3 separate regions of the Homo sapiens genome follow, and regions 2 and 3 are each linked to region 1. A link is a loop called in an ENCODE intact Hi-C map of the cell type or tissue named here. Cell type or tissue: GM12878. All regions are shown on one strand. Each heading gives the region's core, and the rest is flanking DNA. Links, peaks and the distances in the headings are about the cores only. Region 1 overlaps TENT4A (terminal nucleotidyltransferase 4A). Region 2 overlaps UBE2QL1 (ubiquitin conjugating enzyme E2 QL1). Region 3 overlaps UBE2QL1 (ubiquitin conjugating enzyme E2 QL1).

The links. Peaks named below come from ENCODE experiments on the same cell type or tissue, not always from the same donor. Only the 100,000 strongest peaks of a DNase experiment are listed, where the experiment ranks them.
Region 2: a loop joins it to region 1, with 8 times the contacts of the local background. A loop is called at or near these places in 2 of 110 quality-filtered maps.
Region 3: a loop joins it to region 1, with 6 times the contacts of the local background. A loop is called at or near these places in 2 of 110 quality-filtered maps.

Annotation. Positions count from the first base shown.
Region 1 is chr5:6,732,912-6,743,181 of GRCh38, reverse strand. It overlaps TENT4A (terminal nucleotidyltransferase 4A), which reads right to left. Exons shown (of 13, transcript NM_006999.6): 2 at 5,549-5,672; 3 at 4,453-4,499; 4 at 3,330-3,450; 5 at 585-692. Among named protein-coding and RNA genes, the nearest start is that of TENT4A, 25 kb to the right of the region's middle. RefSeq lists enhancers at 5,557-5,896, 5,937-6,076, 6,257-6,426. In GM12878, for the core only: no CTCF peak of the experiment used is centred there; DNase peaks (open chromatin) are centred at 5,591 and 6,091; H3K4me3 peaks cover 2,604 bases; H3K27ac peaks cover 4,293 bases.
Region 2 is chr5:6,490,415-6,500,684 of GRCh38, reverse strand. It overlaps UBE2QL1 (ubiquitin conjugating enzyme E2 QL1), which reads right to left. Exons shown (of 2, transcript NM_001145161.3): 2 at 3,962-9,467. The coding sequence ends at 9,336. Among named protein-coding and RNA genes, the nearest start is that of UBE2QL1, 47 kb to the right of the region's middle. RefSeq lists a silencer at 7,573-7,672. In GM12878, for the core only: a CTCF peak has its summit at 4,516; a DNase peak (open chromatin) is centred at 4,294; H3K27ac peaks cover 347 bases.
Region 3 is chr5:6,477,961-6,488,230 of GRCh38, reverse strand. The region is part of intron 1 of UBE2QL1 (ubiquitin conjugating enzyme E2 QL1); the gene reads right to left. Among named protein-coding and RNA genes, the nearest start is that of UBE2QL1, 34 kb to the right of the region's middle. RefSeq lists enhancers at 3,918-4,007, 4,028-4,347, 7,502-7,551. In GM12878, for the core only: a CTCF peak has its summit at 7,887; DNase peaks (open chromatin) are centred at 4,210 and 7,420; H3K4me3 peaks cover 915 bases; H3K27ac peaks cover 2,748 bases.

The DNA.
Region 1 (10,270 bases), core at 1,487-9,486:
CCAGATTGCAGGGGTGGATTTGCCCCTGCTAAGGATTGCAACAGCCTCTACTGCAACAGGAGGTCACGACCACCCGGAGGTGCGTCTGCCCCTGCTAAGGACTGCACGGCCTCTACTGTAACAGGAGGTCATGACCACCCGTTTAAGACCAGGCACATGGTCAGAGTCCCAAACATGTCAGCTCAACCAAGTCTCTCTGCCCATCCTCAGGCACTGAGACCTCCCAAAGTGAGTATATTTAAGGCACCTCATGATTTATCAACTTCCACCTGGGTAAAACCTGCGAATGAGGCACACTGAGCTAGAAGCAAAGTCTGTAATAACTAGAAAGAACATTTTAACAAAGCTCTCTAAAATAATTGTCAACTTTATAAAATGGTTACTCAGGAAAAGCAAATTTTAAAAACAGCTATGTAATTTCAAAGTATCTCTAGAAATAATATTGTAGGAGAAATAATGTAAGTGTAGTCTGTGTTACGAAAGACTTGTGTGTGCAGCTGACAGCTGTAAACATCGTAGGATGCCACCAAGCACAAGCACTCCAGTCCTGCACTCTCGCCGCGCTGGGTCACCAAGCACAGTACCTTCATGTAATTCTTGATGAACTCCGCTGCCCGGACGCCCGTCTCCATGTTAAAGCTGATGTCAACTTTCACTTCAGTCTCCTGATCTGTGAGCTTTATTATTGGTACCTGTAAAGATTTCATTTTAAAAACTGCTTTAACATGCAGGACTCTCCACAGCCAGGCATCAAAATGCTGCCAAAGCTGTACAGAGGTTTGGTGTTTTTTCTTAGTAATGAAAGGGGGTCAGAGAACACTGTCAGCATCAGTAGTCCCTGAACCCAGGACGACTCCCAGGCCCCAGCCCCTCACAGCAGGACCCACATTCTGCCCAGCCCCTGTAGCCCTGGATCAGCACCAGAGGTGACCAAGCATCAAAGAGACGTGAGGGGAGGGAGCCAACAGGGAACAGGAGTTAGTCTCTGCCACGCCCACCCTATGTGCTGGGATGGAGAGAGGTGCTTGGCCCCAGACTTTTATTTGGCAGAATTTTTGAAATCATTTAATGTAACTTCGAAGCCATTTTTTAAATTGTATGTTATACTGATATTGTTTCTCTACTTTGGGTTTTCACTCTTTAAGACAACTTTACTAAAAAAATTTTTCCCCTAAAAAATTCAGCAAATAAAAGGCTATTTTAGAAATATTCTCACCAACAAGAACTGTCACCGAATGGCATTCAAAATCTGCCTGAGCAACTGTCCAGACCACACTCATGCCCCACCCTCCACCCCACCAGTAAAACTGAATTCTTCCAGAAGAAAAGGCAATGTTTTGTTTCCTTCAGCCTTGAAGGATTAAAAAAAGGAATTCCTTTAACCAAAACAATCAGTGTCTAACGAAAAGTTCAAATGCCAGTGATAGGCAACGTAGGGACAGTGCATTCAGTACACACCTATTCTGGGCTTTAATGTCTACACTTGAGGGCAACCAACCAAGGACTCAGCGTGTGAGGACATGCCAGTGGGGCCAGAGTCACCTGGACACCACTGCGACCACCAGGCAGGGTAAGCCCTGAGGCCAGTATGTTCTTAAGAAGGCAGAGAAAGAAATACTTTCCCAAAGAACTCATCAGAAACTGCTTTGGAAGAAGCCAACACTCAATGGCTATGCCTCCCTGACACCCACAGTTTAGGAAGCAGCTTCCTTTCCATCTCATAGACTCCTTCCCACAATCACTCCTGGCACTCTCCTGCCCTACTCTTGCACACACTCACTCACGGCAGGAACCCCAAATCCTGGAGGTGAGGAGTTAACACTGTAACACAGTTTTGGGTTGTTGTTCCAAATAGACAAGATTTCACCTTAAACTCAGCCCTCGCCCTGGGTCTCTTGTGCCCATGACTGGCCGGCTGCACAGTGCTCCCCAGAAATGAGCAGTGGCAGGCTCCAGGCTCTCCCTACAGTCTACACTGGCCCTCAGGTAACAGAGGAAAAGATACTTAGTAGCCAATATGCGACAGTAACGAGGTCACTGGGACTAAGCAGTTACTGTAACTGCTCAACCTACTGTGTGGCCTCAGGACAGCCGCGCCTTAGTTCCTCTACTCCAAAGGTGGTCGCCTGGTCAGGATTCCCACCCACCTCCCCGCTGCCCCTTGGCACACACAGAGGAGCAGCAGACAACAGCGGCCTGGACTATGCCGCTGACCCACCTTGGGCTAATGACCTCACCTCTCCGCATCTCAGTTTCCTCACCTGTAAAATGTGAACAGCAACAGCATCTGCTGATGAGAGTGGCTGGGAGAGCTAAGTGCAATAAGGCCCGTAAGCATTTGAGAAAGTGGCCGGCCAGGGCTTGTCTCGTGCTAATGAGAAGAGCCAACAGCCCCTTCTGGAACCTGGGCCTGGAGGGAACCTCTGGTGCTGCCTGCTCGCTCTGGTCCACATGACAGTGACATGAGCATGTGCACTTCGTTAACTCTCACCAAGAGGTGCACCTGGTACATGTGCACTTTTCAGTGCATATATCATGTTTTAAAACTTGCCCCCAGCCTCAATCAAAAGCACCTGACAATGAGAAACATGTGAATGCCCCCTCCCCTATCACCACACAGGCAGGAGGAAGCTCCTGCCTTAACTTACATTCTGCTAAACACTATAAGGATGTGAATCACACACAAGTTGACACACAAATTTAAAAATGAAATGCTAGCCGGTCGCACAGGTGAGCTAAGAACTGTCATACAACAGGCAAGTACCTCATAGTCCCTGGGGGGCTTATAATCTTGAACTGACATAAACCTTAGCAAGTACACACCAGAAACAGTCTCATCTTCAAACTTCCCCCAAAGATAAAAGGCTTTTCATATATGTATATTTTTTGGAACCACGAAAGGAACAGCTAAGTTGTTCCTCTTTAACATAACATAGCAAATGGTAATCATAAAAACCATGGTTTAATCATTGAGCCACACTCTCCATAATGGGCAGCACCTGAATGTCAGTGTCCGGTTTCAGATGACTCTCCTTTCCTATTCATCCTAACACAAGTAGACACAATCATATATTTTCATTCCAAGAACAGTTTAATGGGCTCACAAGTCCCAAAAGTTCAGACTGTCACTAAACATGTTCTCAGTTGGTGATCACGACTATGAAACAAAAACATAAAACACATGTCTATACCAGAAGCAGATTAATCTTCAAAACTGTAGCCAATAACTGTGTAAAATACCACAAGCTCGTGACGCAGGCGTATCCTGTGACCACCTGGGATGTGACAAGGCTCCTGCCCGGTCAGAGGGGCCAAAGCCAGGCACTCACCGTAGCCTTGTCAAGGACTTTGATGGAACACGGCTCAGCCACGTTGTGCTTCCGCAGGGCTTGCTCCAGCAGCTGTAAAGGAGGACGCTCCCATTTCCCGAAGACCACCAGGTCTATGTCGCTGACAGAAGAAAACGCACGTCAGCCACTGCTCCCCTCGCCACAGCCTACACACTCGTGTGGGGAGGATAAGCACCAAGGCACATGTGCCTGTGTCTCCCACAAAGGCCAAGACACAATCCCACTAGCCTATGGCCCCTAAGGAGGTGAAGTGCAGTTCATGAACTACAGCAAGTCCTCGCTGAACTTAAGGGAAGACTTCCATATTTGTAGCATAAGATGGAAAGCAAGAAGGTTAAATCATTCTCCCAACAGCACTAGGTATGTGAGGGGATTCAAATGAAAATGCCTGCCCCCAAACCAGGCTGAGGCCCCGCTCTCCCAGCACCTACTCCGGCACTGCCTACGCTGGATCACTCCTGCGGACCCAGAGATTCCTGGATACCCAAACCTGTTCAATTACCCACTGGCCCTGCTAATGTCAACCCCCAAATCCTGAGATTATAGCCTCTTCGGCCTCCAAATGCTAACTAGCAGTGGGTTAATAGAAGGTAAGCTTTTAATGAGACAGTGCACAGGAAATTTATTTGGCTATCAAGAATCCTTAATGAGAAAATACTAGTTTGTATTTTAGAATGCAAACTTGTTTGACATTTTCCTATCAGGTAAAAATACTTAGAAAATACTATTTAAAGAGAATTTTGCTTGAATCTTCATCAAAACATAAGATCAATTTTTCAAACACATGTCCTAAAATATCAGCAGAATGTCTTCTATTGCGTTTACTTCCCACAGTCCTCCCACCTGTCTTCTTCATATTTCCAGCATGAAGCATTTTTGCACCCCAACAAATTAAGTGTGAGAGGAAAAATGCAAAGCAATGAATTCATCATAACACTAAATTAAATCTTTCTGCCAATTTCCCTCTGTAACCACAGTCTTTTCCTTTAGCTGGCATTTCTCGCCTTAGACTCAATTACAAAGAATCTATTTGTAGCCCTTAATATTGCATAGACACCATCCCAGCCCCCCACTAGCCCATGCCATGCAGTCTGGTACTCACCTAGTTGGAAGATAAAGACCTGTACTAAAGCTGCCAAATATCTGTACCTGAAAGAAAGAGTGGTTGCCTTAAAATGTATACCACAAACCAAGCAGTCACACTACCATTATTTCTTACTAAAAGAAAGCCCTCACTATACCCTTGGGTAAAAAATAAAACTACCTTGGAAACTGATGGAGGGGACCGTATAACAATCAACCAGAAAATTCCCTTTAAGTTAAAGACATGCCCAAAAAAGGAATGTTTAAAAACTCAAAATTAAGAGGTGAAACAAGTTTTGTCCTCACCCTATAACCCTTCAAAGCTGAGGACTTTTCAGAGCTAGCTTCAAACCCTTCAACCTCTTCTTAAACCCACAGCTAAGGCACTGGGGCAGGGCTTTGTCCTAGGACTCTGAAGTTTAAAGCCAAAAATCTGTATCATTTTAAAAGAGGCGCAGAAAACTGGGTTGCCCTTGCCCACCAAGAGCACACATGCCCCTCACAGCTGGGGCACGGCCAGCCCTGCTGGTCCACTGAGCCCAGTCAGCAGTAGGGAAGGCTGCTGAATAGAGCCGGCCAGGGGCAGGCTTCACGCCACCTGCACCAAGCATTCCAGAAGGCCCCACTCCACATGTCAAAAAACACTTGTTCCTTCACTGCAAGAGTGGTGTGTGATGAGGGAACACTTCCAAGTTTTACAAAAATGAGCACATTATATGCTACTATGTGTGGTGGTGGGGAAGCAGGGGTGGGTGACAGGGTGAAATTTCTAAATTTTAAGGTGAACTTAAGAGAAACAATCACACCATTCTCCCCCTTCCAAAAAAAAAAAAAAAAAACCCAACAAATCCCTCAGCCGATGGTCTTCGCACTTGAGTGCGCGCCAGCATCACGAAGATGTGCGGCCACCGCAGGTGTCTAAGACAGCAGGTGCAGGTGCGCCGGGGGCCATGCATTCCAGGCAACGGAGGCCTTCTCAAAGCACACTTGGAGAACTGCTGCCTCGGGCCAACGAGAAAAGGTCTGTGTGGATCTAGCCGACACATCATCATCACAGGGTATTTAAATTTACTCGCACGTGACGTGCGACACAGAACTCCAAAGAACATACTCACATCAGCCGTCGGCCAAAGGTCTTTCACCACAGTTTCGATCCGTTTCACCACCTCTCTTCTCATAGCTGCTTCTTCAGGACAAGGGGACATGAAGTTATAAAAGTCAATTATTTCCTCATGTAGTCTAATGGACAAAAAAGAAAACATACTAGAGTTACAATGAAATGTCACCACATTTTCTGTTCTGTTCTTACATCAGGATGACGCTCAAACATATTTCTGGCCACGAAATTCAGTTTCATTTCTCCTCTGAAAGTATAAAATGAAAACTCTGTGCTCAACAAACTTACACAGTATGACTTAGCAACACTAAACAACTGAACTTTGTCAATACCAAGTATCAATAAATGTATAACTGGCCTTTAAAGACTTCTCCAAAAAAATCATCTCAGTGACTTTATATTGAAAAAATGAGAGAATTCCATCCAGGAAGTGTGAAAGCAGCTTTCCAATGAATGTGGCACAGTTAGGCACACTTCTGAGGCTGGGAACCAGCTCCAGCACAGGCCCCAAGGCCCCATGGGCACCTCCCTGAGTGCCTCACGCTAAGGAGCATGGGAGGGACTGAGAATGGGCCAAGGTGTGGGGAAGGAACATGTGAACAGGAAAAAGACGTATGAGTCCTCAGGGGCCCCGCGGCCCAGGTCTGCCCAAGCTACCTGGTGACCATCCACTAAATCCTGGTTTCATCCGCCACAGTCTCAGCAGAGAGAAACAGGGTCCCTGGAGGCAGAAAAGCTGATCGAATTCAATACTCAAGTATTCTCTCCTTAAGAGGCCAACAAGGAGGTCAACACCCAAATGCCTGTGGGACAGGAGTAAGTAGGGCCTCTCTCTCTTAACAAAGCTCTAAAGCAGTGTTTTCAAGCACCATGAGCAAGGCCTGGAAGACGCCTCACGCCGCCACCTCAAAGGTGCTGATCTCCTGTCACCCCATGGGCTCCAAGAGCTGAGGTCAGCCCTGTGGCCAGTGGCACCAGCCTATGTCATGAGTTAAGGCTGAGGCCTACACAGATGACTGCAGGAAAAGTGCTGTCGTCCTCTTTTCCTTTAAGGGATTAATTAAAGATGGAGAGAGGGGAAGGCAAATTATCCAATCCTAGGAATTATAACAAATCAAACTCACCTGCTTCCATTCTATGACTCCTAGGAATTATAACAAATCAAACTCGCCTGTTTCCATTCTGTTTCATAAATAAGGCAAACAGCAGAAGACAAAACAGGGCCAACGAACAGCTGGCAAAGTGGAAGCAAGTAGCACCTCTTACAGGACCTGCCAGGGGTGAGTACAAAGGTGAGTGGCCCTGCATCAGCCTACAGTTTGGCTCTTGTGTAAGGTTAATTTCAACTGTCAGTCACCTAAAGTATTGCCACTTCCCACCCCGCCAAAAGAGTCATTTGGAGTACGCATTCCAAGCCGTCCACAGAGGGCTTAAGGCTAGGCTACAAGCACACACGAGAGACTCCAGGAGCAGCAAATAAATGCTGTGCACGCTTGCTCATGAAGCACCTGCAAATCAGGCCATGCCTGCAGCCTAATTTTATGTATCACATTTAATTTAAAAAAATATGTGGCCAGATGCGGTGGCTCACGCCTGTAATCCCAGCACTTTGGGAGGCTGAGGTGGATGGATCACAAGTTCAGGAGATCAAGACCATCCTGACTAAAATGGTGAAACCCCATCTCTGCTAAAAATAGAAAAAAATTAGCCAGGCGTGGTGGCACATGCTTGTAGTCCCAGCTACTCAGAAAACTGAGGCAGGAGAATCGCTTGAACCCAGGAGGCAGAGGCTGCAGTGGGCCGAGATTGCACCACTGTACTCCAGCCTGGGCGACAGAGCAAGACTCTGTCTCACCAAAAAAAAAAAAAAAAGTAAGAAAAAACCTCACCCCAAGCATGGTCCCAATTCAGACAGCCACCAGTCCAGCTGTTAACAGAGCCCAACATTAAAATATTTTTTCCAAACTGATCAAACTACAAGAGCTTTGAAGTAAAGCTTCTATCTTTTCAACAATTACTGAGCACCAACTACACACTTTTCTACCAGCTCAGTAGGCCACTTTAAAGTCTGAGGTGTTACCTAAAATTTCCTACCACTTAGTAATGTAAGCAGGACTAGATATGTCACGTTAGCAGGTTAACATCCACCCCAGGGAAGAGCCACAGGCCAGCCTCTCTCCATCAGGAAGAACGTCTGGGTGGATCCCTTCACCTTCACCAGTCACTATCACTGTCACTGCAGAGAGCTAGGGACAGTCCTAGGCTATCCATGAGAACAGCACTGGCAAGTCTGTCCACCTAAACCACTACACCATGTGGCCTACTGCACCTCACAGTCCTGTTCTGAGGATAATAACAGGAGTAGAGAAATTTAGAGATTCTAACAAAGATGCAGGCTTGGAATTATTAAATAATTGGCCCAAAGTCATGGAAGAATGCCAAAGCTAGGATACTAAAATTCTATCCACATCCCCCAGATTTAACTCATTAAAGCATATTGTAAACAGGGCATTCCAATTTGTCAAAATGGCACTCCACATTTCCACCTGCAGAGTAGAATGTACTGTCAACTTTAAGTTCTACCTGAAGTAACGGCAACATCAAATAGCTTTCAGGACCTGTGCAGCCACATTCACCACCCTCAGGGGCATCCCCTACTATCAAGAGATGCTCAACACTCCAGGAAAGGAAGAGCACGGAGATAACACCTGCTGCAGTCTGCCTTAGACACACAAAATCAGCGTAACATGGCATCCGTTTTTGTCAAATGTCTGTTCCCTTGCACAGGGAGAAGAGGGGGTGGCCTGGTATTCCTCCCCTAAATCAGGAGAGATTAATGGCGAGGCATGGCCTGCCCATGCTCCTAGCAGAAGTGGTGCTCAGGGGAACACTGTCCTCCTGACCTTGGCATTGTGTCCAAACAGTAAGCTGCACTAATAACCACACCTGTCTGAAATCTGTAATAAAATGCACCTAAAAGTGAGCAACTGCTGTAACAAATATTAGATAATAAGAGACAGGAATAATTTTGTTTTGCCTTCTCAGAATAGAATGGAAACTGCCGGGGGCCCGGCCATCCATGCCTCTTGGATGACGGAGTCAGACAAGAAGGCTCTGGCGAAGTGCCCCACTGGCCCTTCTTCAAGGAGAGCAGGGACCAGCAAGGTGCCGCACGACTCCAGGACTGCCCACGAGGCAGTGTGAGACTGGTGGCGGCCGTGGGACAGTGCCAACCATCATCATTACATCCTCTGGGCTGGCCTGAAAAGCCCCCAGCCTGCCTTCTGCTTGGCTCTTTGTGAGGCCCTCAGAGGGCGAGGGTTGGGGGCCAGGCAGCAAGGCGGAACACTGACCAAACTGAGAAAAAGTGCACAGTAAGAGTAGCCCAACAAAACCCACGTGAGGGCACCGCCCAGCCGTGCCCACCCAGCGGCCTCCCTGGCCCTTCGGCCTCCCTGCAACCGCATGACTCTGGAGGCCATCTGTGGATGGACGCAACAGCGCACTGCTCCGTCTCCGGTGCCCAGAACAGCGCTTGCCTGTGCATGGAATCAATCAATCAAGTTTTGCTAAGATATTTTGCTGACCTTGTCATTGCTGATGTACACTCTCTACGACATCTAAAATTAACATTCTGAAAATATTTTACCTCTGCAATGAATAATTTGATTTGTTAGCAGAAACCATTTAAATCGCCAACTATCCCTTTAAAAATGTAAACATTTTTACATTTTTTGGATTATCTCATTCAATACTAACACTGCCAGGACTTTTCACTGCCTTAGGAAGCTGTGCACATACCTTCACAGATAAGCCCTGCCGACCACAGGCCACGCCGCCAGCGCAAACTACAACATACCTCCTTTACTCATCTATGACTTCAAATACTGAATATGCCCGCTGGTTCAATTCTCCAAAAAGTCTGCCACAGAAGTACATCAATGAAAAGTTTTAATCATTTCTCCTCAACAAAATAGAAATAAGTTTAGTCTTATGTTCTCACATACCAAACCTCCAGGGAATTTACAGCTGGCAGGACGTCTGCATAAAAACCACACTAAAGTCTCCTATCCACAGACCCGTCATCAATATCTTTTAAAGCTCAATTTCAGTTCTGCTCACTAGTGTTCAGTCTCCAAATCGAAGAAATTTCTATGCATTGATCATAATAGAATAAATCCCTCTACAGTGGATCACAAAGGTGGCATCTCAGAACCAGGAGGACACAGTGAGAGCCCTAGGCAGCCCTGGGGCCCTGCTGCCCCCCAGGCATGCCATCATTCCCCTCCCCATGAGAAAGGCTGGCGGCACGCCGGGAAGCAGTGCCAGCCAAGAGGCGGCCTGACCATCCTCCCCTGCAGCCTCAGGCGGCCAGTGAGACCTGGGAAGTGCCTGGGAGGGCTTTCCCAGGAGGCTTCTTAGGGAGGAGTTGGCACACAGCCCTCTGGCCTCACCCCCTACTCCTGACACATTAGGCTGGCACTCTCCAGCTTGGGGCTGTGAGTGGCCCAGGAAACTCCTATATGATACACATCTCATTCTCAGCTGAGGAGCTAAACGGACAAACTGAGGTGGGGCCAAAGGACACAACGCCAGGAACACTGCCCCCAGAACCGGAAGCAGAGCTTCCAACTGCTCCGTGGTGACTTCTAGCCTCGTCTTAGATTCTGTCACCATTTTGAGTTGGCTGTGGTGTAGAAAAGAAGTAGGATCTATAAAT
Region 2 (10,270 bases), core at 687-8,686, 240 kb after region 1:
ACAAAATTATGTGCCCTAATATAGCCTGAAGTGAGTAAATCTTACCCAATTGAAGAAATTCTTTTCTCTTTTGGGGGGATCATTCATAAGAGTATAAACTTGGGAGGTATGTATGTATCTATTTCTATATCTACATCTATATCCATCTATCTCTACCTATATTCTTTTCCTAGGGCTGCATTAACAAATTAACACAAATCTGGTGGCTTAAAACAACAGAAATTTGGCCGGGCACAGTGGCTCATGCCTGTAATCCCAGCACTTTGGGAGGCTGAGTCACCATCCTGGCCAACATGGTGAAACCCCATCTTTCCTAAAAATACAAAAAAATTAGCGGGGTGTGGTGGCATGTGCCTGTAGTCCCAGCTACTTGGGAGGCTGAGGCAGAAGAATCACTTGAACCTGGGAGGCGGAGCCTGCAGTGAGCTGAGATCGCGCCACTGCACTCCAGCCAGGCAACAGAGTGAGACTCCATCTCAAATTAAAAAACAAAAAACAAACAAACAAAAAAACAAACCCAGAAATTTATTCTCATGGTTCTTGAGGTCAGAAGTCCTAATCAAGACACTGCCAGGGTTGGTTTCTTCTATTTTCTTTCTCCATGTTCCAAGGCAGTGCCGCACTCCTGGATTCATCCTATGCATGTGTGGGCAGATACACTTTATATTTCTCAGGCAGCATGACTGAAGTCTCAAGGCCCCCGTGTCTGGTCCCAGCATCGTAATACACTACGATGAAGCCCCCAGACTCTGAATTTAACTTCCTGTGCCTTAAAACAATCTTTCAGAAAATGGGGTCTCTGGGTTATACTTCCCTTCTCATAAAGAATCCTTTCACTCTAAGAAGTCATTGGACTAGGCTAGTTTTAAACCCCTCTACGTGAAGGCATGGAAGTGTGTTTGAACAGGCTCTGAGCTGAGGACTGAGCCTAGGGCAGACAGAACCAAATTAAATCACGGAGTTGATCCTAAGAATCCCTGAGGCCCTTTCCATTTATTTATTAAGTAAATAATTGGCACGAAAATTATAAGTCATATGCTTTGCTTTAATTTTTGATGCTATCTTTCTAGAGTAAATTTTAACAAGCTCCAAAATATCACTTACCAAAAGCAGCTTCTATTCCCATTTGAATATGAGAAGGTCTGAACCTTGGATGCCATGAGGTCCAGGGCTCTGAGGACATCAGACAGGGACACAAGATCCCCGGCAGGCAAGAAAGGAGGCCCCCCAGGAGAATCAGGAGCACAGAAAAGGAGGAGAACAAAGGAGGCAGTGTTATAAGGAACTGTATGCTGTTTTGGAAATTGGCATGTTTTATGGAAAAGCAACACCATAACATGTAGAAACTAGAGTAAAGTGAGAAGAAAACCCTTGAAACAATGAGAATAAGATTACATAAATCAAGTTTATGTAATTAATGGGGGTTTAAAACTCCCCATGAATTGCAGTGAGAGTCTGAAAGTTCGCAGTGACTCAAGGTATACAGATCAGCATCCTAGCATTGTCGTAATGGCAACCACATTCATGAAATGAAGTCACATTGTAGAGAAGGCAGGCAGGAATGAAACCAAGCACATGTGTGGGAATATACACAGCATTTGGTAAAGGCGAGGAACACGATCTAATGCAAAATTATGGGAAGCATTTAAAAGAGGTTTAAATGATACAACTGCAAAGTTGTAGCTAGAAACATCCTTGGAGTTAGAGACTTAAAAGTTGTTTTAGTATTGACTTAATGTAATGTTGTAGTGACACAGGAAAGTAATTGACCATATTTAAGTAAAATCAGATTAGAAAAATCAATTATACTTAATGCCTGCTTCTGATCTATAAGCTGCACACTATTGCCTACTAAATCTGCTTCTCAGTGTTGCCTAGAGATGAAATGAGAAGATAGTTCTAAAAGGTCTTTGAGAAATTAAAAACTTTGCAAATGTAGGAAAAGAAAAAAAGGATGTTTTCCTATGGGAAAGTTTATTCATGCTGCTTATAATTATTCCATTGGATTTTACCTTCAAAATTATTATATGAAAACCTTTAATGACTCAAAAAATAATCTGTAATGGGTTTAAAAAAAATTGTACTTTCAAAACTCACCGTATCCTGACCTTGTTGCTGGTATCCTGGCTCACTGCTGTACAGTTATACATAATCCCGACACTCGAAGGTTGAACAAACGAAACTTGAACTATTTCAACTTCATTTTGTCAAGCGGTTTGTATGTATGTCTACTTTAATATCTCTATCATTTCCCCTTGTTTAAATAAAAATAACTTGTTTCCAATAACATTTATTCTGGCATGGAAATAGACCTGCAATAGTCCATTCTCATGCTGCTATGAGGAAATACCCAAGATTGGGTAATTTATAAAGAAAAGAGGATTAATTGACTCACAGTTCCACATGTCTGGGGAGGCCTCAGGAAACTTACAATCATGGTGGAAGGCATCTCTTCATAGGGTGGCAGGAGAGAGAATGAGTGCCAAATGAAGGGAGAAGCCCCTTTTAAAACCATCAGATCTCATAAGAACTCACTCATTATCATGAGAACAGCATGGGGGAAACTGCCTCCATGATTCCATTATCTCCACCAGGTCCTGCCCTTGACATGTCGGGATTATTATAATTCAAGAGAGATTTAGGTGGGGACACAGAGCCAAACCATATCAAGACCTCTCTTAAGACAAACACCTAAGTGGCAAAGAAGAGCTGGAGAGCATGAATTTTATATAGCTCTGCCCTGCACCTATCCTACTGACACAGAACACACCTTGAATTGTCAACGTGAAAGGCCAGGGCTCTGTTCAATCCTGCTGGGCCTTTTACTTTGGCCTTAAGAAAAATACGTCCCTGGACACAGATCACCCAGACCACTGCCTATAACTCTCTGACACAGCTGAGGCTGGATGCACTCTGGGGAGAGTTTGTGATTTGGCACACTTCCATCTCCATCACCCCACAAGTTCAGAGTCAATGCCCTATTGACGGTGTATCTTTCATGCTTTCACCCAAAGGAAAGGATGCAAATTCACCTGGATGAAATGAACAGCCTGAAAGTGGATCCCAACAGCCAACTCAAGTGGTCAACTTGACTGTGTCAAATCAATCTCACTGTTATTTGTACAATAATGTACTGAGTTCTAGTTACACATCAGGCCCTGGGCTCTTGCTTCCCACACATTTCCTGTCTTGTCACTACAGCCCTCAGCAGTAGACATGCACTGCAGAATTTCAGTTTGGAAGGTGCAAGCCAAGTGTCTGGGTGTAAGGCTGAGTGCCTTATCTACATGTGATAAGAGGCGTGGTTTTCTGATCTGATCAACAGCCCAGCCCTGTTCAGTACTAAAATAGCCACATTTTGAGATTTTAAAAAATACTCTCTTGATTAGAAAATGATCTTGAATATTGACTAGGGCTGAGAAATTCCTCGGGTAAACAGCTTAAAACAAAAACTGAATACCAACATACATGTTAGTATGAAAAGTGAGCTGAAGTACCTCTTCGATAAATTGTGCTTAGGGCACTTGAAAATTGTCATTTTCCAGAATTGTTACTCTGTAAGTTCTCCAAAGAAATAGCTCTATAGTTCAGTAGTAGTTTAGGCTACAGTTTTGTGCTAAGCACACTATTTCACTTATATTGAGAAACTTTAATGGAAATCTTTGTCAATAATGTTTAAGCATCTTTATAATGCAAATGGCAGCTGAAGGAGAAATCTAAATCACACTGATTAGATTAATTAGATTTGGTTCAGTTACATTTCATTGATTTTTGTGGAGAATACGCATGATATACTTCAAGGTTTTCATTTGGCAAACCACGAATGAGTCAAGGGACACAAGATCAGAGGGTGCCAAGTGACAGAAAGTCACTCACCATGGCCCGTGGGGAGAACACATGTGGAGACCCAGATAAATCCTGAGAATTACTGAACACAGACCATGCGAGGACACAGCAAGCATTCCGTGTAAAGACGTTTATTGGTTTTAAAGTTTTATTTTCTAGAATCATTGTTTTTTTTTTCTCATTAGGGCAGTGCCTCTAGATTATTTGACTCATGCACTCACCATCTTCCAGTGGTAAACATTTCTTTCCTGTTGATTTATGCCACATGCGTTTTTTTCTCTTCTTTTGAGGATCACAGAAGAGGACAACTCTGGAAACAGGATACACCAAAGTCTCCCCATGAATTGCGGTGAGAGTCTGAAAGTTCGCAGTCACTCATGGTGTACAGATCAGCATCCTAGCACTGTCATAATGGCAACCACATTCATGAAATGAAGTCACGTTGTAGAGAAGGCAGGCAGGAATGAAACCAAGCACATCAGGTGACAGCAGTTTCTGTGTTAGTTCAATTAGTGTCATCACCAGTGACTGCCCAAGGTCTAGAGGTACAAAACGATTGCATGTCTACAAAGTAGGACAGTCACTTAATTTACCACCAGTAGAAGGAAAGAGAAAGCCACCTCCTGGCTTTAATTCTGCGAGAGACACAGGGTGAATTGGCGGTTGGGGGCAGTGCAGGGATCTCTTTATCCCTCCATGCGGCCTTACTGACCTGGGAGGACGGCCTCGCACCTGACCCCCTCATTGCACTCTATTTGTCTAGCCTTATCATGACCTTGAAAGAAAATCTTGCTCCCCTCTGCTTTGATTGTTGCTGTTTGGCCAGCACACTTTGCTCCCGTGTTTCTTCTGGAACCAAACTAACATTACTTATTGCTTTCCCGAATGTCAACAGAGTTTGTTTGCCTTTCCAGATTATTGACCACATTCTGTGGATCAGACAGGCCCTGGGCTTAAAAATGATATTTAATACTATGGGAACTAGAGGCTGCAAAAATTAGAAGGATAAGTAGAACCTAGCAGAAAACTAAGAACAGAGCTGTACATGATTTCACTGTCTTTGGAGAAAAAAATTACAAAGTTCTGACTACAGTCCCATAGGCTGAGCTCCAAGCCCCTTACAGAAGCTTCCCAAAACAGTTGGAGGGAATTTCTGCCCTTTGCTCCAATTTGCTTTGGGCACAGAATGGATCCTGTGGGTGTTTCTCAGCTGGCTTGGAAGACTTGCAACTGTACTGATTCAATGATGGGGTGAAGAGTGTGTGTTTGGTGAGGGCCACATGAATTGCCTAATAGTCTCATGAAGCAACATAAAGGATCAGAAAGCCACAGTAAGGCAGTGGCCTTGTGGCTCCTGTCCTACTGTGGACAAGCCCCTCAAAGTCTCTGGGCTCGCCTCCTTCACTGCAGAGGGTGTAAAATTAGGCTAAGTGGTCTTCCAGATTCAGTGGCTCTACCCTCACTACAGTCAGGAAGTAAGCTCTGCCCCTTTAGAAAGCAAATTCCATTAAAATTTCGCATGCTATTGGATGGGTACACTGAAATATAATTGCTACACACAGGGCAAGCTCCACACGCCAGGCTAGGCTGTCAGGTGGGACCGTGTCCTGCTTCCTGAAATCAGCTCCATGAATAGGGACTCTGCAGGTGAGAGGTGGCAAGGGGACTCCAGTTCTCCCGTTCAGGGCCAGTGAGGACAGAGTCCACGCTCCCTTTCAAGGTGCCCTCAGCCCCTCCCATTTCTACACCTGCTACACCTGCCCTTCTCCTTCCCTTTGCCCAGCCATGGCTCAAACCTGATTTACTCCATGAAATCTTTCTGGTTTTCAGTCAGAAAATCTCTGGACTTGCACATGTCTTTAATTTCTGCAGTGCAATTTGGCACTTGCCTTGCTTGGTGCTGGTGCCTGTGCGCTATTCCTATCTTTTGAGTTCCTATCCAGGGAAGGGGCTGTACCTTAATCTTCTGCATGCCCTGCATTTAAGAGGAGAATGCTGAGTGAGTGGAGAGATGGCCAGTTAGTTATTGGTTGATTTTTGGGTCAGTTGGTTGACTTAATGTAAGAACTGGGGACAGAAAGCAAGTATATGATTACCAGGTATGTGTATTTTAACCACTGTAATTGATCATTCTGAGTCGATATCTAAGTGGGTTCTAATTAAAGCCTGCTGTAATGTAAACGTCCTAATACTACGAAAATGACACTTACATTTCGTTGACAATCTTTAGTCTCCAAAGCACTTCTGCTGCGTCATTTTGGCCAATTCCCACACTGACCTGGTAGGAGCTCACAGCTGAGGAAACCAAGGCTCAGGCAGGTGGAGTGACTGGCCAGGGTTACATGGACACATGGCTTTTTGTCTTTCAATCCTAGGTCTTTTTCACTCATCTACATATTTTTCTCTTAAAAAAAGGTCAAATTTTGATAGATGGAGCTGAAAACTTTAAGCCGACACCCTGGTTTTTCTGAGTAGTGGATTTTAGAAACAGCAAGTCTTTGCAGGAGTATTGGCACATGTGCGTGTGTGTGTAACTAGGGGGAATAACCTTGCTGCTCACATAGAACTCCCTAAGGCATAAGCAGTTCTCAGTCTTCTAGAAAGTTACAGACAGACCATGTGCAGGCCTTACCCAGCAGTGGAGAAGATACCCAATAACAAGGGTGATTGGTTCAGGAAAATTATTGGACGGGAAGGAGTTCTGCATTGAGAAGAGGACAGATGGGTTTGTGATTTTCTGTTTGTTTGGCTCTGTGGGCTCTGGCTTGGTTTGAGTTCCCACAGATACATGGGTGTGTGGAGCTATCGGGACATGAACATTTGCACCCACTGTCTGATTATTCCCTCGCTGTCTGTCCAAAGAGGAATAGGTTCCTTGGCTTGTGTGGGAACGTGGCCCCAGGCTTCAGGCCTCTCCTTCTCACCCTGGGCTCCAGAGGCAGGTGTCCACTTCAGTGGGGTGGAAGGAGGCTGTGGCCAAGGCACAGGCAGCCAGGCCTGTGCTCAGTGTCCTAAGGGTGCCTCCATGGCTGGGCACCACCGTGCTTGCCTACGAAGGGAGTCTACCAGAAAGGGAGTCCGCACTCCTAACAGTCCAAGCAATGGTAGAGTTTTACATCACTTCCTACTGCTTTTAAAATGAAAAATTCTTACCAATTGAGTGAAAAATGGTATTTCGTTCACTAAAGAATTGATTTCTTCTATAAGTTTCTAACAAACCTAATGGAAATGCCATGCAAGAAAAATCAAACTCTGAGTGTATGGAAGGAGCGACACTGAGCTGAGTGTCTCTCTGCTCTGTCGCCGGCTGCCACCCAGCCCAACCCGGGGTCAGACCAGTCTCTTGGCTGCACCCCTTGGTGCAGTTCTCAGAGAGCACCGTGAACCTGTTTTTCAATCAGCTAATAAACACTACTGAAATGACCTGCCTTTGGATATATTTTTCCCCCTAAAGTAAAGCTGCTTTTAGTTTTCATTAGAAGAGGAAAATATTTAGAAAGGAATAAACTCAGGTGCTTTCCCTAGCAAGATGTTTCTGTCCTAGGTCTTTCATCTCCACAGTGTAATTCCATGATGACCACTAGCTCCAGGGTCCAAAGACCGTCAGCCAAATGTCAGGTTTCCAGGATGGAGAATGCCACCATAGAGGGTTGGATGAATGAACATCGTAAGTTCACTGTCATCAAGTTTCACGACTATTATGACTCACAGGGAAGCTGAGCAGGCCCTGCATTCTTAATACACTGTCATTTTGGTCTGGCAGAGCTGCCTGTGTGCACTTGGGGGCAAATAAGAAAGTGGTAAAGAAAAACAAAAGTAACAATAAGTTTGGTGAATGGGCAGCCCTGCTGAAAGGCGCCAATCCTTGTTCTTTGAGGCAAGGCCTCTTGGATCTCTGAAAACCTTGAACCAATGGGCAGGTCCCCAAGTAGACAAAACTGCCTGAAGAATTGAATACATTATCCCGGAAGACTTTTCCTCCTTCACAGCAGTAAGATACAATTGGCAACATCTGAACTTGATCGAATCATCCCTTCAGCTCCTTGGCTGCTTCTGGGGACTATTTCAATCTACTGAATTTTTGCAAAGACTATGGGTTCCTAAGACTCATTTCTGGTACCTGACTTAGAACGCTGCTCTGGAATTACATGTTGTAGTATTTGCAATATTTAAAAAATTTAAGAATATCTGAAATATTTTAAATGGAAGGATAGCCCACAATGACTGGATCCTTGAGGCAGTGTATCAGGTATGCATGATTTTATTTAAAATGTGTCCAATAAGACTTGCCACTTGGAATGAACATTTTTACTTCTTTCCTCATATTATTAGAAACAGTATTTCCTCATTTCATGGAGTTTCTTAGAAAGTTCTAAGTATTAACAGAAGAGAAAAATGAAACCGTGGGGGAGATTAAATAACAGGAAGTTTACACCACAGCAAGGGTGCTCACCCATCCCAATTTCGGGGGACACACAAGTGACTATTGGGTGAAATAGACCCGATCATGCAAATCATCGTATGATCACTTGGTATCCTTTGGCAGTTCTGACATTCATTGTCACTAGCACAGATATTAAAATGAGTCAGATGACTGCAGTGAATGGGAAATCATCTTTTGCTTTTGGTGGTGGAGAGAAGACAGGAACACAAAGGCGCGGCCGTAGGACCATTTCCTAACATCGGACGAGACTGTTCGCAGCTGACCATCCGTTGCTCTGAGCCCCAGAGGGCGCACCTGGTGTCTACGCCACCGTCTGCCAGGGGTGGTCGCAGTATCCTCTGCCTTCCATCTAATGGCACTGGTTTATCTGTGGACAGCAGCACACCACAAATCAGCATCGAGAGCACGTTTTCACCAAGTGGGCAGTTGTGGTTTTAAATCACTAGAACCTGGCAATGTTAAATTTGTGTTTTCATGAGCCAAAGGTCATAGCACAAATGAGGTCTAAATGTCATCACAGCGGACCATGGGCCACAGAAAGACACATTTTCAAGTTATGTTGACCTTCCAGGAAGAAAAACAGAGATACAGAGCACAGCAAACACGTGCCGGGGACGCACGGCGGAGATGCACGGCGTCCCTGTGAAATATGAACGGCGCCATTTACATGGAAATGGAGCCAGCAGGGGCATTGAGTTTCCTGCCGGCTCGTCGGAGCTGCTGTCATGGAAAGAAGCTCAGGGCAATGTGACCGGGGTGGGCAGAGGGGCAGGCAGGCTGGGAAATGTCACCATCTCAACATGTGTTCTAAAGTGACTTCGAGGTGATCATTCATTTATAATCGAAACATAATCCGAACGGCATTTGCTCCCTCTTCCTCTCTGTACACACATCTTTTCATAAATAACTTAAACGTCTCCTGGGCATTCAGGATGCAGTTCTGGCTGGAGTAAAAACGGGTGGAGGATGCACAGCATTGAGGAGATGTCAGGGTACTGGTGTGTGTGTGGACAGGCGCTCGAGCGTCTACTGCACGTGGCAGACATCAGCCGTCGGACACGGGCGGGGTGACCCAACCATATTTTTCATGCGTCTTCACCAAACTCTTAAAGGTAGCTTCAGCTTCCTTGCGACTGAAGGACTTTTTTGATTTGCCAGCTTTTCTACAGATCCGTCCCTGCGTGAGATGAGAAGAAAAACCAGGTTAGAACGTCACTGGGAATTCTGTTTCCTACCATCTTTATTAAAAACACACAGAGTCGTGGGGATTTCTGATGTCTGAATCAATGCAATGCACTGGCCACCAGCAGGGTGGGGGCAGCCTCACTGCCCAGATGCAGAACAATTCAGCTCTGGCACCAAACAGATAGGGCAGCCTGGGGCTGGCAGCCTTTTAGGGGAGGGGGGTGCTGTCTTTACAAACCCCCACACAGCACTGGCTGAATCTGAACTTGCTCATTCCACAGTGCTGCAGAGAAATCTCTGCCCCAGTTCCTGAGACACGCAGGAGGGGACGGCCTTACCAAAAGGGCATCAATTCACAGCCAAGCATTCTCTCCCTGAGGCAATATACTGTTCGAACTTCCTTTCCCTCCCTCAAAAGAATGCCTTTAATTATCACTTCAAATTCCTCTGTGATAACAGGGAAGATAAATATATTTATAGAGAGATGTGTATATTTGTATATTTCTACTAATATTTAAAACTCTATTTTTTAAAATTCAAGTTCCAGAGCCATTAGTGAATTTATTGGAATTCATGTCACTTCAGCACCATTTTGTGAGGTGACGGTGGACATTTTCATGGAAGAAGAGACCCATCCTCGAGGTCCAAGAGAGGGTAGAGGTCAGGGCAGGTGCTTTGTCACACGATCCCGGGAGGGGGTGGGGCCAGTGAAGAGGGCCACGCTCCCTCACAGTGACCAGGCGTGTTCTGCTCCCAAGGACAGAGCACTTGTCTCTGCAGTGGTCAAAAGGGACT
Region 3 (10,270 bases), core at 1,068-9,067, 250 kb after region 1:
TTTGTTGCCTTTTCTTCCCTGGAAGAATTATGAACAGAAAGCCCTAGTGCTTAGTCAATTCCACAGCTGGGAGACAGAGCCCGTTATGAGCCAGTCAGAGGCTCAGCGCATTTATTGCACTACACTGTGATAAGGAGCTCTCATCGCATCTCCTGTCTCTTACACCCACGTTTACAATTAACAGTTTTTTTTTCATAGGTTCATCTTCTGACTGGCTGTTTAAATACGACACAGTGAAATGCTGGACTTGGAAGCCACTCCCTGCATTCCCCCTTTATTTCCTGGCTCTGCCAGGGTCACAGAGCCGTTTTTCTGACATGCCCTTGCTGTGCCCACTGCACCAAGAAGAGGGGGGACCCCTCCATCCCGTGTTCCCTGCTTGCTGCAGGTCTTTGGGAATTGCCATTCATCCTTCCAGGATACAGTCTCTTGAAATGTGAACTTCTGGGAATCAAGTGCAGACGATACCCATGTCACACATCATGACGAACATCCAGTAAGATAATGCATTTGAAAATACTGAGGACTTTGAACTTCATACAATTAACAGCGTTTTTCTTATTCTCATAACATTTACCTTTCTCCCTTGTCTGTTTCTATTTAACTAATAATCAAAGAATCTAGTCTGAGATATTTCCTTTGAATAACTCTCATTTCTTCTAAAATATCTCTACTTGTTCTTAATGTTAAAAGGCATAGATGTGACTCTTCACTCATCCACTACAACAGCTTTGTGTTATCACTCAGAGTTTACAGCAACACTTCCTCTCTTTCCTGAGCCACACATGGTTAAGTGTATATTTATGAACAACTACAGGATTTTGCCATCACCACCTTAAAAGTCTCATTGTAATACAGAAGTCGAACAGTGTTAATGAGAATACAATTCTCCAGGGCTGCATCTGTCAAACAAAACCAGTAGGTGGTATTTTGATTTGATTCTTTTTTTCCCTTATGGCCTTTTGAGGGCCAATAGCAATGATGCAGCATGAAAACATTTCAACACAGCTAATAAGATGACAAGTGGCCCCAAACTTAACTCCCCAGTTCGGCCCCCATGTAATTGAATTTCAGCCTGGCACGTCTGCATCTTCCTTAATTGTCTAATGCTTCTCATTCATTCATTTATGCATTCATTCAATGTGTTAGGTGCTGGGTCAAACAAGACAAAGTGATGCCAGGTCTCTGCCTTTAGGGCTTAGAGTCCACTGTGGGCGGATAACCAGGCATGTTGCAGCTGTTGGGACAGAGGGTGTGGAGCAGGCAGGGTCTCTCACTCTTGGTATTGTTGGCATCTTGGGCCAGGTAATTCTTTGCTGTAGGGGCTATACCTGCATGGAAGGAAGTTAGCAGCATCCTTGACCTTTACCCACTAGATGCTAGTGGCACCCCATGAGTAATGACAGAAATTGTTTCCAGACATTGTTAAACGTCCCCACAGGAGCAAAACCACTCCTGATTGAGAACAACTGGTGTGTAGAACTAAAAGAGCCAGAGGCAGGAAGAGTCAATTCATTCTTTATTCATTCAGCAGACGATTGCTGCAGGTCTTCCCTGTGTCAGGAACTGTGCTGGTGACCGGGACTTCAGAGCTTTCTAAGGAAAATAATTCTGCTCCTTATGGAACTTATAACCCAGACAGTATGACGGATTCTACACTGGGGAAGAGAGAAAGAAAGGAGAGAGAAGAGGGGTGGTGGCAGTGATTTGTGTGTTCAGAAAGATTTCTGTTGACAATAACGTAAGCTAAGCCTTGAGACATAGGTGGGCAGGTGTTTACCAGGCTGTGGTGGGAGAGGACAAGGGGTCCCAAATTGAAGGTGTGAAATGGCTCACTATGCTTGGGGGAGGGGGAGGCTTGGGCATGGAATTTAAGTGTGTGTGTGTGTTTGTGTGTGTGTGTGCTTGTGTGTGTGTGTGCTTGTGTGTGTATTTGGTGGGGAAGGAGTTGCATAATTCAGTAGACCTGGCTTCAAATCCCAGCTCCAATACTTCCTGGCTGTGTGACCTTGGGTGAATCACTTAACCTCTCTGAATGTCGATTTTCTCATATGTAAAATAAGCATTATAATAGTATTATGTGGCATTGGATTCTATAAGAATTTAATATGTTAAAACATAAAAGATGCTTTGCCCAATGCCAGGCACAGGGTGAACACAATAAATGGGGCTTCTTATTTTTTCAGCTATCACGGAAGATCTTCTCCTTTGGTAAAGATAGTTTCATTCTGTTCTCTTGAAAGAATACACCATATTTCTGTCTTTTCATGTAGATTTTATGACGTATTCAGTCACAAAAATGTCCACAGGCAAATTCAGTATATTGCATTTACATAGCTAATTTCTTAGCCTTTTGAATTATGTCTGTCTTAACAGGTTGACATTAATACATTAATTCTATACTTACTTGATTAGCTTTTTCTCTCATTCCTTTTCTTTGCAAACATACTTTCTTGGTATTTTTGTGTTTCATTTGCCTATGAATTACAGACTTTTGCCCTCTAAAAATAGTTAAAATTTTCAGACTGCTTACGTAAAGTTTTGAGTTTCCTGCACTCATTTCCTGAGCCAAAATTACAGAGCTGCTACTTGTTTTTCAAGTCTTTGAAGGAGTAATTGTCAGTCTAAAAGCACTCGTAACCTTAAGCTCCCTGACATGGGTTGTAAACGTGTGCAAGACTCATTTTAGGTTTCCCCTAAAACTTCTATCTGGGGGCAAAAATTAAAGCTCACTAGGCTCTTGGCTTGAGGAAAACCAATGCTTACAAGCATCTTTCAAAGGAGGTCCGCTTTGGAAAGACATTGGGGATTTCACCTTTCTCTTAAGGTTTAATGTTCAAAGCAAATCCTAGAAAAAAATCAACTTGTAAGTTTCTAAAGGACAAATGAGACTCTACAACAGATCAGACTCTTCTAAGAAACACATTCCCAAATCAGATCAATGACACTGAAGCCACTGACAAGCAGGGGACTTCAGCTGGATCTAGTCGGATGAGACAGGAAACAGAAGGATCCAGAGAAGGTGAATATAGCCCTTATTGTGAGCCTGGGGGTGTGTGTGTGCATATGTGAGCATGTGCACGAGTAATGCATGTACATACATATGCATTTGTGTATGTGTGCACGTGTGTTCATTTGTGTGTTTGTGGGTACTTATACACATGTATCGTGTCACATGTGAGCATGTGTGTCCATGTGTGCACATGCAGGTGGCTATGGTGGTTACATTCAAACTGCAGGGACCGATGTGAGCCTCCCTGCTGTGGAATGGCTGCTGACTAGAGCCCACAGTAACCTGAGGGAAGGCTCTTGGCTGAGTGGAGGGAGCCCCAGGCCACATGAGCCAGTTTAATGGGTGGTCCCTTTGCACAGGGAGAGCTTCAGCCTGGTGGGTTCCGAATCTGTCAGAACCCGACCCAGCACTAACCAGTGCAGGGAGGGAACAAGCAGAGAGGGCTGGGAGAGCAGAAACAGGGGAGGGGGAGAAAGACAGGGTGGGAACATGCTGTTGGAGCTGATGAGCCGCCAGTGAGGTCATGTTGAGGTTTTGTCTGAAGTGCAACCCGGGAGACTGCTGAGTCCCCACACCGTCCGCAAGTGCCACGGTGACTGCTCCGTGCTCAGCTCGACTCTGATGTGCGACTGCTGCCTGGCTGTTTTCACATCTCATCTCATTAAATGTTGACCTGGGCAACCTTTGCAACGAGTAGGAAACTGGGCTTCCATTAACTGACTTGCCAAGGGCTATAGAAGAGCTGGGTTCGAATCAAGGACTCCCGAGACTGAAGGCAGAGGCACCGCAGAAGAGCATGCGTGTGGCCTGAGGGTGCCATGAGGGGCAAGACCAAAGACAGGCAGCCTCAGGGCCAGGGCCTGAGGAGGGGCCCAGAATCCTCAGGGAAAGGGCTGGAGGCAGCCACACAGGCTGGGCGACTTCCTCCAGGAAACCAGGACTTGGAGTATGCAGACCAGCCCTCCCTGCTCGCTGCCCCTCCGACGCCAACATGGGCCACTCAGGCTTCTGCGCTCCCTGTTGGGTTTCACTCAAAGTTTGTGCCCAATATGGCTTGGGGTTCCTTTCATCGTTCAGACACCAACAGCAGACTCATTCATATGCATCCCCCATGACTAGCTGTGATTTAGTTCCCAGATCTGGTAGCTAAAAAATGTGTTGAATGGTTTCTGGAAAGTACCAACTCAAAATAGTCACCTCAGAAGCCATAAACCTGATCTTTCGGTTACACTTTCAGAATGCACTGTTTGCCCCAGAGACCTGTTGACTCACGCCCAAGCCAAACACATACAGGCGACCAGAGAAGTGGCTTCACAAAGTAGATGACTAGAACATCCCACCAGATCTGAGGGCATAGAGGACAGTGCATTGGGTGGTGGGGCACGAGGGGCCACATGGCTACATGGACCAGCCACACAGGGATCAGCCACAAGGGAACCAGCCCTTGGCGTGGCTTTAGTGGAAATGACGACTCTCCTCCATGGCCCTGCTCCCACTTTGATAGAGATATGTAGTTTCTGCAGAAAAAATGCACTGGGAAACCCATTCTTATTACAGTAAAATTTCTCTCTCTAGCGAGAATGTTTCCAGGCCTGGAACTGGGACGGAAGGGCTGTGCGTGTCCAGGAGAGGCGAGCAGAGTCCCAGCAGGTGATGCGGTGTCCTCAGGAAGAAGGCTGGCTGCGCCCTGCTGACATGCAGGGAACACGATCCTTCACTCCAAACACACCTGCCGTGCATCACATCTGTGGGCTCCTCATTTTTTTTTTTTTCTTATTTTAGACAGAGTCTCACTCTGTCACCCAGGCTGGAGTGCAGTGGCACGATCTTGGCTCACTGCAACCTCCGCCTCCCAGGTCCAAGTGATTCTCCTGCTTCAGCCTCCCAAGTAGCTGGGATTACAGGCCTGCACCACCACGCCCTGTTAATTTTTTTTGTATTTTCAGTAGAGACGGGGTTTCACCATGTTGGCCAGGTGAGTCTTGAACTCCTGACCTTGAGTGATCCACCCGCCTCGGCCTCCCAAAGTGCTGGGATTACAGGCATGAGCCACCGCACCTGGCCAGGGCTCTCATTTTTAAAGGCGTGTTTGAGCCTATCAAGACGTGGAAGAGAGTGTACAGAATACAGTAAGCATGTCTTTTCTTCTTTGGGTGCTGACAAGAGCATTGGTCTGATCAGAGTGTGTTGGACTCGCAGCAGGGAGGCCTTGCTGGCGTGGTGGGTGGTGCGCAACCACGGATGTGCAGTTTTCCCACTTGGAGCTGGGAGACAAGATGAAAACATCTGGCATCTCTGCAGGAGCAGGTGTCCTCTAGATGAGAGTGCCTCTGCTTGGGCCCTGCTGACGCTGGAGCTGGATCATCCCCAGCTTGGGCGCTCCTGTGCACTAAGGGTGTTCAGCAGCTTCCCTGGGTCATTCCTGACCATGTGCACCGCAGAGTGTTGAGCAGCCTCCCTGGGTCGTTCCCAGCCGTGTGCACTGAGGCTGTTCAGCAGCCTCCTGGCCTCCATTCTCTGAATGCCATTAGTACCCCTCTCCCGAGTGGTGGCAACCAAAAATGTCTCTGCCTATTGCCAAGCACTCCCTAGGGGGCTGAATAGCCCTGTGGAGAAGCCGTGCTCTAGAGTGGACTGTGGGAGTGCAGGAGGGGGTACCTAAAGGGGCTGGGGGCCCAGACGAGTGGAGGAAACTTCCAGGGGAAGGTGGTTCAGGAGCTGAACGCAAAAGACAAGTGGCAATGATCCAACCAGAAAGCAGGAGAGGGGGCAGCAGGAGCAGACGCCACGTGAGGGTGGGCAGTGAGCATCCTGAGGCTTCCGGGAGTCAGAGCTTGCTGGGGGGTGGAGGTGGGCGAGGCAGGGATGGGAGGTGCCTTAGTTTCTTGGGCCTGCTGGAACACAGCACTCCAACTGGGGGCTTGAAACAACAGAAATATGCTCTCTCACAGTTCAGGTGGCCAGAAGTCTGACATGGAGATGAGGGCCCAGGGGAGGGTCTGCTCCAGGACTCTGTTCCAGCGCTCAGGGGCTGCCAGCACCCTTGTGTGCCTCAGCCTGTTGGCACAGCGCTCTAATCTCTGCCTCCATTGCCATACGGTGTTCTCTGTGAATCTGTCTCTGTATCCAAATCTCCCTCTTCTTACAGTGACACCAGTCATTGGATTAGGGACCACCCTAACCCAGCAAGACCTCCTCTCAACTCAATGACTTCTGCAAAGGCCCTATTTTCAAATAAGGTCACATTCACAGCCACAGGGGGTAGGACTTCAACTATTTTGGGGAGGACATAACTCTGCCCACGGCAGGCATAAAGCTGACAGAGAGGCCTTTCACCTGTACCTCAGCACTTGCACCCATTCTGCAGGTGGGCGCACATTGGGCCATGTTTTCCTTGTGGATGGTCATTTGGGAGGTGGTATGGCGGTCAGTTTTGGGGTGTTGTCCAGTTAGGTTATTGTCATGGTCCAGAGAAGATGGCGAGGGCCTGGCAGAGGCCACTCAGTGAGTCCAACTAAGGTCATGTGGGCAAGGCTGGGGGAAGGATCAGTGGGAGGCCCGAGCCACTCCAGGCTTCTGACCCAGGAGGAACAGGTTTCTAGGATAAGATACTGAGTTCTGTTTGGGTTGGCTGGCTTTGAGGTGTGCACAGAAATCCAGGCAGGAGGCTGCTGGGTATAGTGGTGGGAGCTCACACCAGGGAACCTAAATGATGTGGTTCTGCAGGGAGAGGTGTGCGGGGAGGGGAGCGTGCCCCCTCTCTGCTCTCTAGCCATAGGCCCGTGAGCAGGTCACCCTCCCTGCACCTAGCCGCTGCACCCATGTCACTACCCGCCCTCACCTCCTGCATGGGGATAATGAGCACCTGGCGTGCAAGGCGAGATGGGATGGAGGTGGTGGGCCACCATGCCAAGTGACCCGGGGCCAGGCCTGCAGAGAGAGACGCTGTCTTAGGAGCAGGCTGTGGGGTCCTGGGAGGATGGGTGTGTTTGGCTGGGGACAGTCAAGAGGAGAAGCAGGAAATCTAGAAACGGGGAATTAGGGCAGGTGCAGCCACAACGAAGCGTGCACAGGTGAAATGGCCCGAGAAGCACGCTCCGGGCCAACTCTTGAAAAACAGTCATCTGAGATGTGTGATGGTTACTTGGTTTATAATACTATCAAAACCTTAAAAACTCCTATTGACCTTATTTTTTAGCACTCTTTACACATTAAGAAAAATCTGGTTCTTTAAAAAAGTGTAGCTTAGCCATGAACAAGTCCAAAGAGAGCAACCTGTAACCCCCAGAGGTTTATGAAATGCTTGCCACCCCACAGACGTCAAGCAGGGTATTAGGAAATGCCGGCACTCAGAAACTCTTTCTTAAAACTGTGAAACCTCTCAGGATGACAAAGCCAGCATCGGTTTCGTGTATACTTTGGTGATACTCATAAGGAATTAAAGCGAAGCCACTCTACTTAATACTATACAAAATCCTCCAGCTCTGGCAGCACCAAAGGCACAGTTCATGGGCGCTTACAAAACAGAAGCAGCACTTGCCTCTACATTTTAAAGAAAGTACTAGCAATTACTGAACTGTTTTGAAACAGATGGTACTTTCTTGGAGGAAGCAAGCGCAGAAAAAGGAACTTTTTGCTAAAAATGTAATGATATGAGATAATCCTCTCAAGGTTATTTTTTGGAGATCCCACTAATACTTATACTTTTGCATAGGCAGCCGGATCCCAGTGGGTTTCATTAATGTGCACTTTAAGACAGGTAAGTGACAGATACGCTCATTAGTGACATCGTGGTGGCTGTGTCGACTGTGTCGAGGGCTGTCTGAGCCAGGCCCTGTTCTCAAGATGGGGCAAACACTCTCACTGAACCATACTGAGACACTCCAGCAGGTGGGGTCTGCTGTCATCAGGTCTATTTTACAGACGAGAAAATGGAGACACACAGATCAATAAGGTGCTTGGAGTCACTCAGCTAGGAAGTGGCCAAGGGCCAGGATCCCAGTGCAGGAATTCCTGGCTTTGGAGGCCACACTCTGAACCCCAAGGCCAGGCCAGCTCTCAGAAACGTGCGGAAGGGTCACAGATGTAAGAGAAGGCAAACAAGATACTGACCATTCACTCAAACAAACAAACAAACACAAACGAAAAAAGTGACCCGCCTGGCTGTGCCCCCTGGCACTGGATGCTCCTTGGCCACCAATTACCTGTGTCTCTCTCAATGTCATCTCAACAGGGAGCTCCTGGCCAGCCATCCTGTCATTTGCCACATGGTTTATGTAAGCCCCGAGATGATCAGGGCCCTGAGTCTACCTTTACTACGTACATTCTGGTCTTTGCAGCACATGTGGGGGCCTCGGCACACGCTACCTGCCTGACGTGGTGAACAGGGTGGGTGACCTCCCTGGTGAGTCTCTGTCCCGAGATGATGGGGGCAGTCTGTGTTTGTCATTTTGGCCAGGACCAGAATGCAAAAGGAAGCTGCTTTTCTTGGGCCGCACCCAGGATGCTGCACTCCACTCTCAAGGCCGAAACACTTACTCAGCACAAAGGAGACCCCCGGTCTGTGTTTTCTCCTTGTGAGATCATTCCAGCTGTCTTCACAGAGGATTCTGGAAAGTCTTAATGAGCACAGCCTCTGCCCTTTTTATGATGGACAGACTCACCGGAGGATACAGACATCAGCACCTCTTCATTTGCTTCAACATTTTACTCCTTGGACTTGGCTCCATTAAGGCACACATTTCCCTGACTAGCCCCAGAGACCCCCCACTTTCTTACTGAAGTCGCCCCTAAGTTGAAGTCAGCTCTGTCTGCTCCTACGCTCAGTGAGTGACCTGCAAGAAACAATGGTGTTCTCCTACCCAACTTGACCTCTTAGATCACAATCCGGCCAGCTCTTTTCCCTGCACAGTTGGTCTTCCTCAGCGTTCCATGTTTTTCCTTCTTCTTGGAACACATACTGAACAGGAAGAGAATCCAGGGCCCCATCGCTATCTCAGCCCACCCATTCTCGGTGGCTTAATTCTCACTTTCGCCCTCTTGTTCCGGCAGGTGGGACTCTGCTCACTCAGCTCTGTGGCCTCCCGTGCTGTGTGTCCCTAGATGCCCACGGCTGCCTCCACCCTGCCACGCCTCCCTGATTTCAGGATGAGGCACTGGGGATCCAACAGACTCCTGATGCTGCACACGATAGAAGGGACGCCCCCAGGGCAGGCAGCTCTGTCATGAGGCCTGGCCTTCCTCACTCCTAGGAAGGATGAAGCCCCTGAGCAGGAAGGAAGCAGAGGGGAGTGGAGGGGTGCCAGGGAGATCAGATGCACCGATGGGCACCCACTCTCCATGTCTCCTGCCTTTTGCCTGTTTCCTGACAGAATGCATCTGCACGTCCTAGGATCACTCTCCCACGTGCGCAGGAGATCATCCACCTGCAGCCCTAAGCCCTTGCCTGTGGTCTGCTGTGGCTTTGATCACCCGTGCCATTGGGTGATCAGGACACTTCATTTCACAACTGCTATGGCCCAGCCTTGCTGCGGAACAGTTCTCTCAGCACAGATAGTAGGTACGGCGATGCTGTTAAAGTCCAAAAAAAAAAAAACCGAAAGAGACCAAGAATGTCACTAGGAAATGTGACAGGAATCAGAGCCTGGGAATGAATTTGTCAAAACAGAGGCAGCCACCATTCGCTGTCTGCCCTGCTAGCAGGAGCTTCACGACTTTGACCAAAAAGCCCAAACTTAGTTGTTCTAGAAATATTGCATCAAGAAGGAACGCGTGATTTTCACAGACAACCCAGGTAAATGGCGCCTGGTGCTTTCACTGCTGAGGTGGCTTCAGGGAGGCTTTGCGCTTGATGGTGGCAGTTCACGGCTGTGGTCTCTTTCCAAGCCATGTTACTTACAATGACAGAGAAAGCTCATGTCATACAGCATGCTCAGCACTAGAGTTTCACAATGCAGAAGGAAATTCAGCAATGTCAAAAAATAAAGTAAATGAGATTTTGGAACCACTGGAAGTCTTCAGATATATTTTCAGGTAAAATTTCCGTGTGAAAATATGATCTGGGCACAAACTCTATAAAAGATAGGTTACTTTCTCAAATAGTCTGTTTTTGCAATAAAGCACAGCAATAATAAGACTCTACATGGATTATTTACTTCACCTACTTTGTTACTTTTCTGATTTTTAAAAGAAGGAATTGTGCTCATAAAGATGTGAGATTTAATTTATGCCCCTAGAGATCCCCAATACCTGCCAAGC